Linked DNA regions of Homo sapiens: region 1 is linked to region 2. Evidence: chromatin loops called from intact Hi-C (ENCODE). Cell type or tissue: heart right ventricle. All regions are shown on one strand. Each heading gives the region's core, and the rest is flanking DNA. Links, peaks and the distances in the headings are about the cores only. Region 1 overlaps PDS5B (PDS5 cohesin associated factor B). Region 2 overlaps LINC00423 (long intergenic non-protein coding RNA 423).

Region 1 (4,398 bases), core at 126-4,125, 220 kb before region 2:
GTCTCCTGGCCTCAAGTGATCCACCTACCTCATCCTCCCAAAGTGCTGGGATTACAGGTGTGAGCTACCACGCCTGGCCTTTAAAATTTTTTTTTTTTTTTTTTTTTTGAGATGGAGCTCTGCCCTTGTTGCCCAGGCTGAAGTGCAATGATGCGATCTCCGCTCACCGCAGCCTCTCCCTACTGGGTTCAAGTGATTCTCCTGTCTCAGCCTCCCAAGTAGCTGGGATCACAGGCATGTGCCACCACCCCTGGATAATTTTGTATTTTTAATAGAGAAGGGGCTTATCCGTGTTGGTCAGGCTGGTCTTGAACTCCTGACCTCAAGTGATCTGCCCGCCTCGGCCTCCCAAAGTGCTGGGATTACAGGCATGAGCCACCACACCTGGCCAGGTTAGTGAATTCTTAATCAAGTTATCAATCTACCAAATGGAGAGGAGGCTGTTATTACTCAATTGGATGTCAAGGCTCTTTTTTGACTGAAGAACTAATCTTCTTTCTTCCTTCCCTTTCTTTCTGGGCTCTTAATTTTCTTGAAACTTCTATGTAGGTATTGTTTTGCTAGGGCTTATTTTCAAGGGTATCATGCAGTGTTTTAAAAATATTTTAGTTATTAAAATTTCCACTGTAATAAAATGTTATCTTTCAGAGTATCTTAAAGTGAGGTCACATGACCCTGAGGAAGCTATTAGACATGATGTTATTGTGTCAATAGTTACAGCTGCTAAAAAGGATATTCTTCTGGTCAATGATCACTTACTTAATTTTGTGAGAGAGAGAACATTAGACAAACGAGTAAGTATGAATAAATAATTATTACTAAGTTTTCATTTTTAATACTTGAAGTTTAACAATATTTGAAAATATATTTAAATATACATATTTAAATATAATTAGCCTTTTTTAGGGGTATGGAGGCATTTTAATATTTAAAATTACCTTTATGAGGTTTACTTTCTGTTACATTAAATTGTATCAGTTTTTCTTCATTAAAGATATTTGTTCTAATCCTGAAGATAAGACAGCTCTTAATGGTAGTCAATGTTTATCCTGTATACCAGTGTTAATGATAAGGGACTTTTGTAAAGGCCTGAGATACAACTTCTCTTATGTTGTTGACTCTTCTTTTTCTTTCTTCTTTCAGGGCTGTTGTTATATGGGTATGAATTGGTAGTTGTCTAGCTGGTTGTATTATAATCAACATGGAATAGAAAATGAAAGATGTTTTCAACTTAGCAAAGCTAAACCCGATAGAGCACCATGCTTCTAGCCTATTTTCTGTGTCCTCAAGCCAGCTTTTTTGAATGAGTACCCACTAGCTCCACTCATTAATCAGTGAACTTGAGAGGACTGTATCTTGTTATGTTTGTGTTTCATACTGCATGGAATATATTAGGCACTCAGGAAATACTTTAATGAATGTTCATTCTGTTCCCCTCCTGATTGCCATAATGGCATCTAAGCCTCATTTAGGCATAAGAGTAATTTTGGTGAAGGATGAGACTTTTTGACTTATTTAAGTGCTAATTATCAAAGAAAGTGGGAGGCCTGCCTATTGGTTGTTGGAATATCTTTGACTAGGTAAATTCTTTAAAACTTTGTAGGCCAGGTGCAGTAGCTCACATCTGTAATCCCAGCACTTTGGGAGGCTGAGACGGGTAGATCATGAGGTCAGGAGATCAAGACCATTCTGGCTAACATGGCGAAATCCCGTCTCTACTAAAAATACAAAAATTTAGCTGGCTGTGGTGGCGGGCGCCTGTAGTCCCAGCTACTCGGGAGGCTGAGGCAGGAGAATGGCATGAACCTGGGAGGCAGAGCTTCCAGTGAGCTGAGATTGTGCCACTGCACTGCAGCCTGGGTGACAAGAGTGAGACTCCGTCTCAAAAAAAACATTGTAACGGGTTGATCATGCCATCTCCCTTGTTTAATACTCTCGTTGATAATGCTGGTTGTGCGTGGAGGATAAATGGGCAAGAAGCACATGGTTTTCCCTTCAAATCTATAGGTATCCAGAACAATTTATTTTAACCGATAAATTTAGACTAATCTTTATTGAATATTTCGTTGTGGTATTAATTAGTGAAAAGGGCCAAAAGGCATGAAGAGGGAAAGGATATTTGCATTGTTCATAGGATAGTAGCCTTCTAAATACCTTTTTTCTCAGCTAGACTTAGAATTTGAGCTGTTTTTGTGTATTGTTGGGATCATAATGTATATTTTTGATCATCATGTTATATTGTATGGTTGCTTGGTTCATTCATATAAAAATTGAGCACTGAAAAATAATTGACTATATACATGTTCTTGGTAATATTAGAATATGATGTATCTTTAAATTCTCTTTGAAGAAGAGGGAATTAAGAGTTAGATACAACATGGGGAGTTAGAGATACAAACTTTTTATAAACAAATTGAAGTCTTACTTATTTTTTGAGACAAAGTCTCCCTTTGTCACCCAGGCTGGAGTGCAGTGGTGCCATCACGGCTCATTGCATCCTTGACCTGGGTTCCAACAGTCCTCCCACCTCAGCCTCCTGAGTAGGTGGTACTACAGGCACATCCCACTATGCCTGGCCAATTTTTTTTTTATTAGAGACAGGGTCTCACTATGTTGCCTAGGCTGGTCTCGAATTCCTGGTCTCAAGCCATCCTCCCACCTCGGCCTCCCAAAGTGTTAGGATTACAAGCATGAGCCACCATGACTGGCCTGAAATCTTATAAGACCTGTAGAAGTCTTTTATTTCAATATGTAGTTGGTGGATGAATGAGATAAGAACTATTCTTAATATACTGTAATTAAGTGAAAGAAAAACCAAGGAATAATTTGTTGCTATGAATGACAGACCATAGCAAAAGAAAAAGGACCACGAAGGAAAAAATTAATAATCTCTGCAGATTCATGATGTTTTCAACATTACCAGCTTCCTTTTGATTACAGTGCTGTGTTTATGTAAAATTAAAGAATGAACTTATTCTAAGATAATTAATGCCAGATGCACTGTAACAAATATACACTTATTTTAAAAAAAGTTGAATACATTTCCCTTATACTTCAACTCAGTCCCAGATGTACAGAATGGACCACTGATAAGTATTTTTACATTCAGCATTTGATAAAGCCAATATCATATATGCCTTTAATACATCTTAATTACTATTATTTGTAATAGTGTAAGTATGCTCAATATAGACCACAATTAGAAAAAAATTATGAGGGATGGGGGTTTATCCATTTAATTCTGTCTTTGTCTTTTAATGTTTGGTTTCTTGAGCTGGCTGCAGTGGCTCACGCCTGTAATCCCAGCACTTTAGGAGGCTGAGGTGGGAAGATTGCTTGAGGCCAGGAGTTCGAGACCAGCCTGGGCAACATAGACCCTGTTTCTACAAAAAACAAAAATAAAAAATTAGCTAGGTGTGGCATTGTATGCCTGTAGTCCCAGCTACTCTGGAGGCTGAGGTAGGAGGATTGCTTGAGCCCAGTTGTTCATGACTTTGGTGAGCTGTGATTGCACCACTTCACTCCAACTTGGGCAACAGAGATCCTGTCTCTAAAAATGCATGAACAAAAATTTTGGTAGCTTGTTTTTCTCACCAATTTTAAGTCACAGTATGTAGAGTATGATTAGCTTTTGTTTTCAGGCATAGATGATAGGTTTAAGACATTAAAGCATTAAAGTTCTTTACACATGTTGATTTTTCTCCCATACTTTACATGGTAGAAATATTTATGTGATAGTTGTGTTTTTTTTTAATAAATGTAGTAATTATAAATTGATATTTAGTATCTGAGACTTAAAAAAATGTATAAAGGGAAGGAAAACACAAAACTAGGAAACTAGACTTTCCTTAATTTATATAATGGAAGCCTTTTTACATTATAAATAAAACTTTTTGTTTTTAAGTGGAGAGTACGCAAAGAAGCCATGATGGGACTTGCCCAAATTTATAAGAAATATGCTTTACAGTCAGCAGCTGGAAAAGATGCTGCAAAACAGATAGCATGGATCAAAGACAAATTGCTACATATATATTATCAAAATAGTATTGATGATCGGTAAGTTAAGGACACTATAAATATTTGGTGACTTTGAATGTTATATAACTTGATTTATTGTTTTATGCAAACTATTTTCTTTATGACCTTACACTCCTTCCTCAGTTTTTAGTGCAAGGTAATGGTAGTGAGTGACTGGGCTCATTCCCACCCAAGCCATAAATGAAGCAGTAATGTACATATAACTTTAGGGATGGGTACAGGTTTTACGTTCCATTTTCATATACTGTATTTGAACAGTCATATCTAAAAATAGGTATGTGTAATAGTTATAATTTTAGTTCATAGGTAATTGTGTTACAAGGATCTTCATTAATTTTTTTCAAAGAAAACTTTAAAAAG
Region 2 (4,398 bases), core at 254-4,253:
TCCTGTGGTATTGGGGTCACCTTATATTTGAGCATATGATAAATATTTGTTTATTATAAAATTAATATAAGATCTAAATAAAAATTCAAATGGTCAGGGGGTAGATAGCAAAAAATAAAATTTTCTATTTGTCTCCTGATCCTATCCACCATTCCATCCTCTAGAAGTAACCACAGTTAACAGTTTCTTATGTGTCCTTCCAGAAATATTCTCTCCTTATAAGCCTAAGTAATCCGACTTTTGTTTATTTCTCTTAACACTCTTCTCCTGTCTCTGTGCTCCCGCCCCACTGCCTGGTTTTGTTCTGCATCATTCCTGAAGCCCCAGGGCCTTTGCACTTTCTGTTTCTCTTCCTGGATGGAATATTTTACCACCAAATCTTTGCATGCTCAGCTCCTCCTTGTCTTTCAGGTATCAGCTCAAAACCTCTTCTTCAGTGAGACTTTTCCTACGCCCATATACTCTCTATCAAATAATTCTGTTTGTATTAGTCAGCTCAGGCTGCCATAACAAAATACCACAGACTGAGTGGCTTACCCAACAGGAACTTATTTTTCTTACAGTTCTGGAGGCTGCAAAGTCCAAGATCAAGGTGCTGGCTAATTTGGATCCCTGGTGAAGGTTCTCATCCTGCTTGTAGATGACTGCCTTCTTGCTGTGTCCTTAAATGCCAGAGAAAGAGCAAGCTCTTTTGTATCTTTTCTTATAAGGGCACTAATCCCATCACAAGGGCCCTCATCTAACTCTGATCACCTCCCAAAGGCCCAATCTCCAAATATCATCACAGTGGGGTTAGGGCTTCAACATAGAAACTTGGGGGGACATAGTTCAGTCCATAGCACTGTTCCACTTCTCATAAACTTATTACTAGTTGAAATTAGCATCTATTTAATTGCTTGTTAATGGCACATATCCCACTATTAGAACATAAACCCCACCAGAGAAGACCTTGTCGGTCTTTCTCAATAGCCCCGGTCTTTGAGCCTCCATGAGCTGTCCCAGAATGGCACCAGCCCTTGAAACAAACTAGTGATTGATTTTACTGACCTATTTGCTAAAAAGACTATCTCACAATGTCTTGACTACTTATAGACTTTGCCATGCTTTCTCCACAACAGAGTAGAAGGAATTATACCAGGATTGATTAGGTGTGGAGAGTGCCCAATGCTGGACACATTCAAGCACCAGCAGTGCTCTTCAGAGCTACGTTGCTCAACTTTACAAAGTGAAGACATTTGCGTGGCTTATGCCTCAAGGCACTGCTCATCTGGCCAGTCATGTGAAAAATGAATGTTGAGGATCTTTCTCTGGCTGCAAGCCTGTATGTTGATGATGAAACAAAAGCTCAGAGAGGATGAATGACAAGCTTGAGGTCTCACCTCTAGGGACAGAAGGAATGGGGGTTGGAATCCAGGTCCCCTGGCTTCCACTGAAGAACATCCTCATGACAGCCCCACTGCCTCTTCTCATTTTAGTTGAATAGCCATCTAAAGCCAGCCTCTGCTCAGATGGAGCCTCCAGTAGTTTGGCATCAAAGGCCATCCTTTGCCATCAAAGGGAAATGAAACAGAAAAAAGTTCCAAATGTGTTCCCTGGTGTGGTGTGTCTGCTCATCGCCTGTGTGGCTTGGCAGAGGCAGCCTGTGTTTGGGGCTGAGAAGACCTTGTTCCCTTTACTAGTTGTGAACATGAGGTTATGGCAAGAAAAACTGAACCAAGAAAGGAGGAGAGGAGTGACTAAAGCTAGGATCATCAATCCAGCTGGTCTGTAGGGCTCATCAGAAATCCACCCTCACTCTGAAGGTCTTCCTCAATTTCCACCATTTCTGTTGAAAACACAGACACACTACTAATGTATTCATTAGAGAATACACTCTTTAAAATTGGCAAGTAAGCAAATGGCGAGCAGGCTGCATTCAGTATCAATTTGTTTTTCGGAGAGTAAAGCCTATAAAGCAGGCAAAAGACGACTTCCTCATGAGTGCTCATTTAAAATGCACACTGAGAAGGAATGAAGCGCAGATTTAATCCAAGGTTTGGGTCATGCGTCGGGGCTTTGGGACGGCAGCACTGCCAAAGTGCCTTCAGATAAACAGACGCTGTGTCTGAAAAGCCTCCTTGGCCATTTGCATTCAGGCACAGTCATGTAAGATTCCTGAGGCCTCTGGCAGGCTCCATGGTGGAAACACCAGCAGGATTGGCTCAGGCCCGAGTCTGGGAGGAGCCAGGCGTTGAGGTCACACTCCTCCTACTGTCCCTACACATGTGGGAAGGCAGAGCTCCACTGCTGGGTGAGAACACTGCTCCTGGTTGCAGGGGCCATGGAGCACCCCACTTAGTGCTGACAGCACCCTATATCCCACATCCACTCACTCTCCACCAAGAACTTCCAAGGCCACCCCACTGTGAACAGAGATATAAGAAAAAAATTGGTGATAGAGGTGGTGGAGGAGAGTAGAGAAGGAAGCAAAAGGAAAGCACAGTGAGTGCGGTTGGGGAGGGTGATTGGGAGTGAATGAAAAAAGGTGGAGCACACAGCGTTGATTGCTTAGTGAGCCAGATCACATCACTGGCCCCACATCATCACTTTTCTTTTTCTTTTGTTTGAGAGACAGGGTCTCACTGTGTCACCCAGGCTGGAGTGTAGTGATGATCATAGCTCACTGCAGCCTTCAATTCCTGGGCTCAGGTGATCCTCCCACTTCAGCCTCCTGAGCAGCATGGACTAGAAGTGCACACCACCACATCCAGATAATTTTTCTATTTTTTGTAGAGACAGGGTTTCACCATGTAGCTCAGGCTAGTCTCAAACTTTTGGGCTCAAGCAATCCTTCCACCTTGGCCTCCCAAAGTGCTGGAATTACAGGCATGAGTCACTATGCATGGCCACATCCTCACTTTTCCTTGGATCCACACTCTGTGCCAGGTGACTTTGCAGCTTCTCCCACTAGTAGGTTTCTCCAGCCCTGATTTCGGGTTTGGCCATACAACTAGCTTTGGCTGATAGAATGAGACGGCGGATGACAGTGTCCTGGTCATGAGTCTAGACCGTAGGCGGCCCTCTATGATCCTGCTTGCACTCCTGTGTCTGGGCTGTTACCATGATAAGAGCATTCCTCAGTAGCCTGCTGGTCCAGAAGTAGGAGGGACACATGGAGCAGAGCCTAGCTCTGTGTGGATGTCCTGGTGATCTATAGTTCTCTGAACAAATTCAGCTGAGAGCAGCAGAACCATTCGACTGAGCTCAGTGGTATCAGCTGACCTCTATGTCCCAGAGAAACACTCAGAGAAATGGGTGCTGTTTTAAACCACAGAGTTTTGGAGGAGGTTTGTTGCACGTTGTTAGTGTGAGAGTTGCAGATACTAGGATGAAATCACTTTTGTCAGACCCAGGCAAAATAGAGCTGGAAGGCCAGATGGAGAGGAGGCTCATGCTTATGTGTCTGGGATAAGAACTATTTCCAGTGACTTTCTAAAAACCTTTGGAGTCCTTCATGCATCTCCTGCTTTGATAAGGTTCATCACCAGACATTCTTTAGAACTGCGGTAATTCACATAACATGTTCTTGAAAGAACATTTGCTCGGTAATGACATCTCCACCAATGAATTGACAAGAACTCTGGCTTCAAACCTCTGGAACCAATGAACTCTGTTTCTAAGCATCTTGTGTAAATCTGTTTTTTTGCTAATAAAAGTCCCCTTACCCTTCCCTCACTGAATGCATTGGTGGCTTGCCATTTCTTGCATTCCAGATTATAGTCTTATCTCTATTCCTGAGTTAACCCAGCATATTTAGAGATAATTTTCTCTGGTGTCTTTTTTATGTAGTTAACTGATATACTTGCCTAACAGCCACACACCTTTCTTTCTTGTGACATAATCCTGTTTTTTTTTTAATGATGGCAATGTTACCATTTGCCAGATAATTTCTCTCTTAGGTTTTCTTTCAGCTTCGGATGACCACAGAATCTAGTTTTGGCCAAGGAGAAATAAAAGGAAATCTTATTTCTGGAAAAGATTTTCCTCCCTGATCCAAAAGCAAAGTCCTTTTCTGCCCATCCCTTTCTTTTCTGCCTGGGCACTGGCATGACTACATAATGCCTGGAACTGTGGAAGCCATCCAGTCACCATGAAATCACAGGTTCAGAGATGAAGGATTTGCACACTGCAGGTGCCCAGACAGAAGGATGAGAAAAGCCTGAGTTCTTGATCACATCGTTGAGCAGCAGACAAATCCTGGGGCCACCTACATCCAGCCTCTCAACTAGGAAACAAGAATTATCTTTATGGTTTTAACCACTGTCTGTTAGATTTTCTGTTGTGGCAGAAAAATGAATTCTTCAGTGGCAAGGGACATGATGAAGGTGGAGGAGAGAATGTGGGTGATAAGTCAGGATG

What was found. Peaks named below come from ENCODE experiments on the same cell type or tissue, not always from the same donor. Only the 100,000 strongest peaks of a DNase experiment are listed, where the experiment ranks them.
Region 1: a loop joins it to region 2, with 3 times the contacts of the local background. A loop is called at or near these places in 1 of 110 quality-filtered maps.

The regions. Positions count from the first base shown.
Region 1 is chr13:32,683,230-32,687,627 of GRCh38, forward strand. PDS5B (PDS5 cohesin associated factor B) reads left to right here. Exons shown (of 35, transcript NM_015032.4): 11 at 649-794; 12 at 3,905-4,056. Among named protein-coding and RNA genes, the nearest start is that of PDS5B, 99 kb to the left of the region's middle. In heart right ventricle, for the core only: no CTCF peak of the experiment used is centred there; no DNase peak of the experiment used is centred there.
Region 2 is chr13:32,900,913-32,905,310 of GRCh38, forward strand. All of the region lies in intron 3 of LINC00423 (long intergenic non-protein coding RNA 423), which reads right to left. Among named protein-coding and RNA genes, the nearest start is that of LINC00423, 8.5 kb to the right of the region's middle. RefSeq lists an enhancer at 4,376-4,398. In heart right ventricle, for the core only: no CTCF peak of the experiment used is centred there; DNase peaks (open chromatin) are centred at 1,621, 2,199 and 3,048; H3K27ac peaks cover 3,615 bases.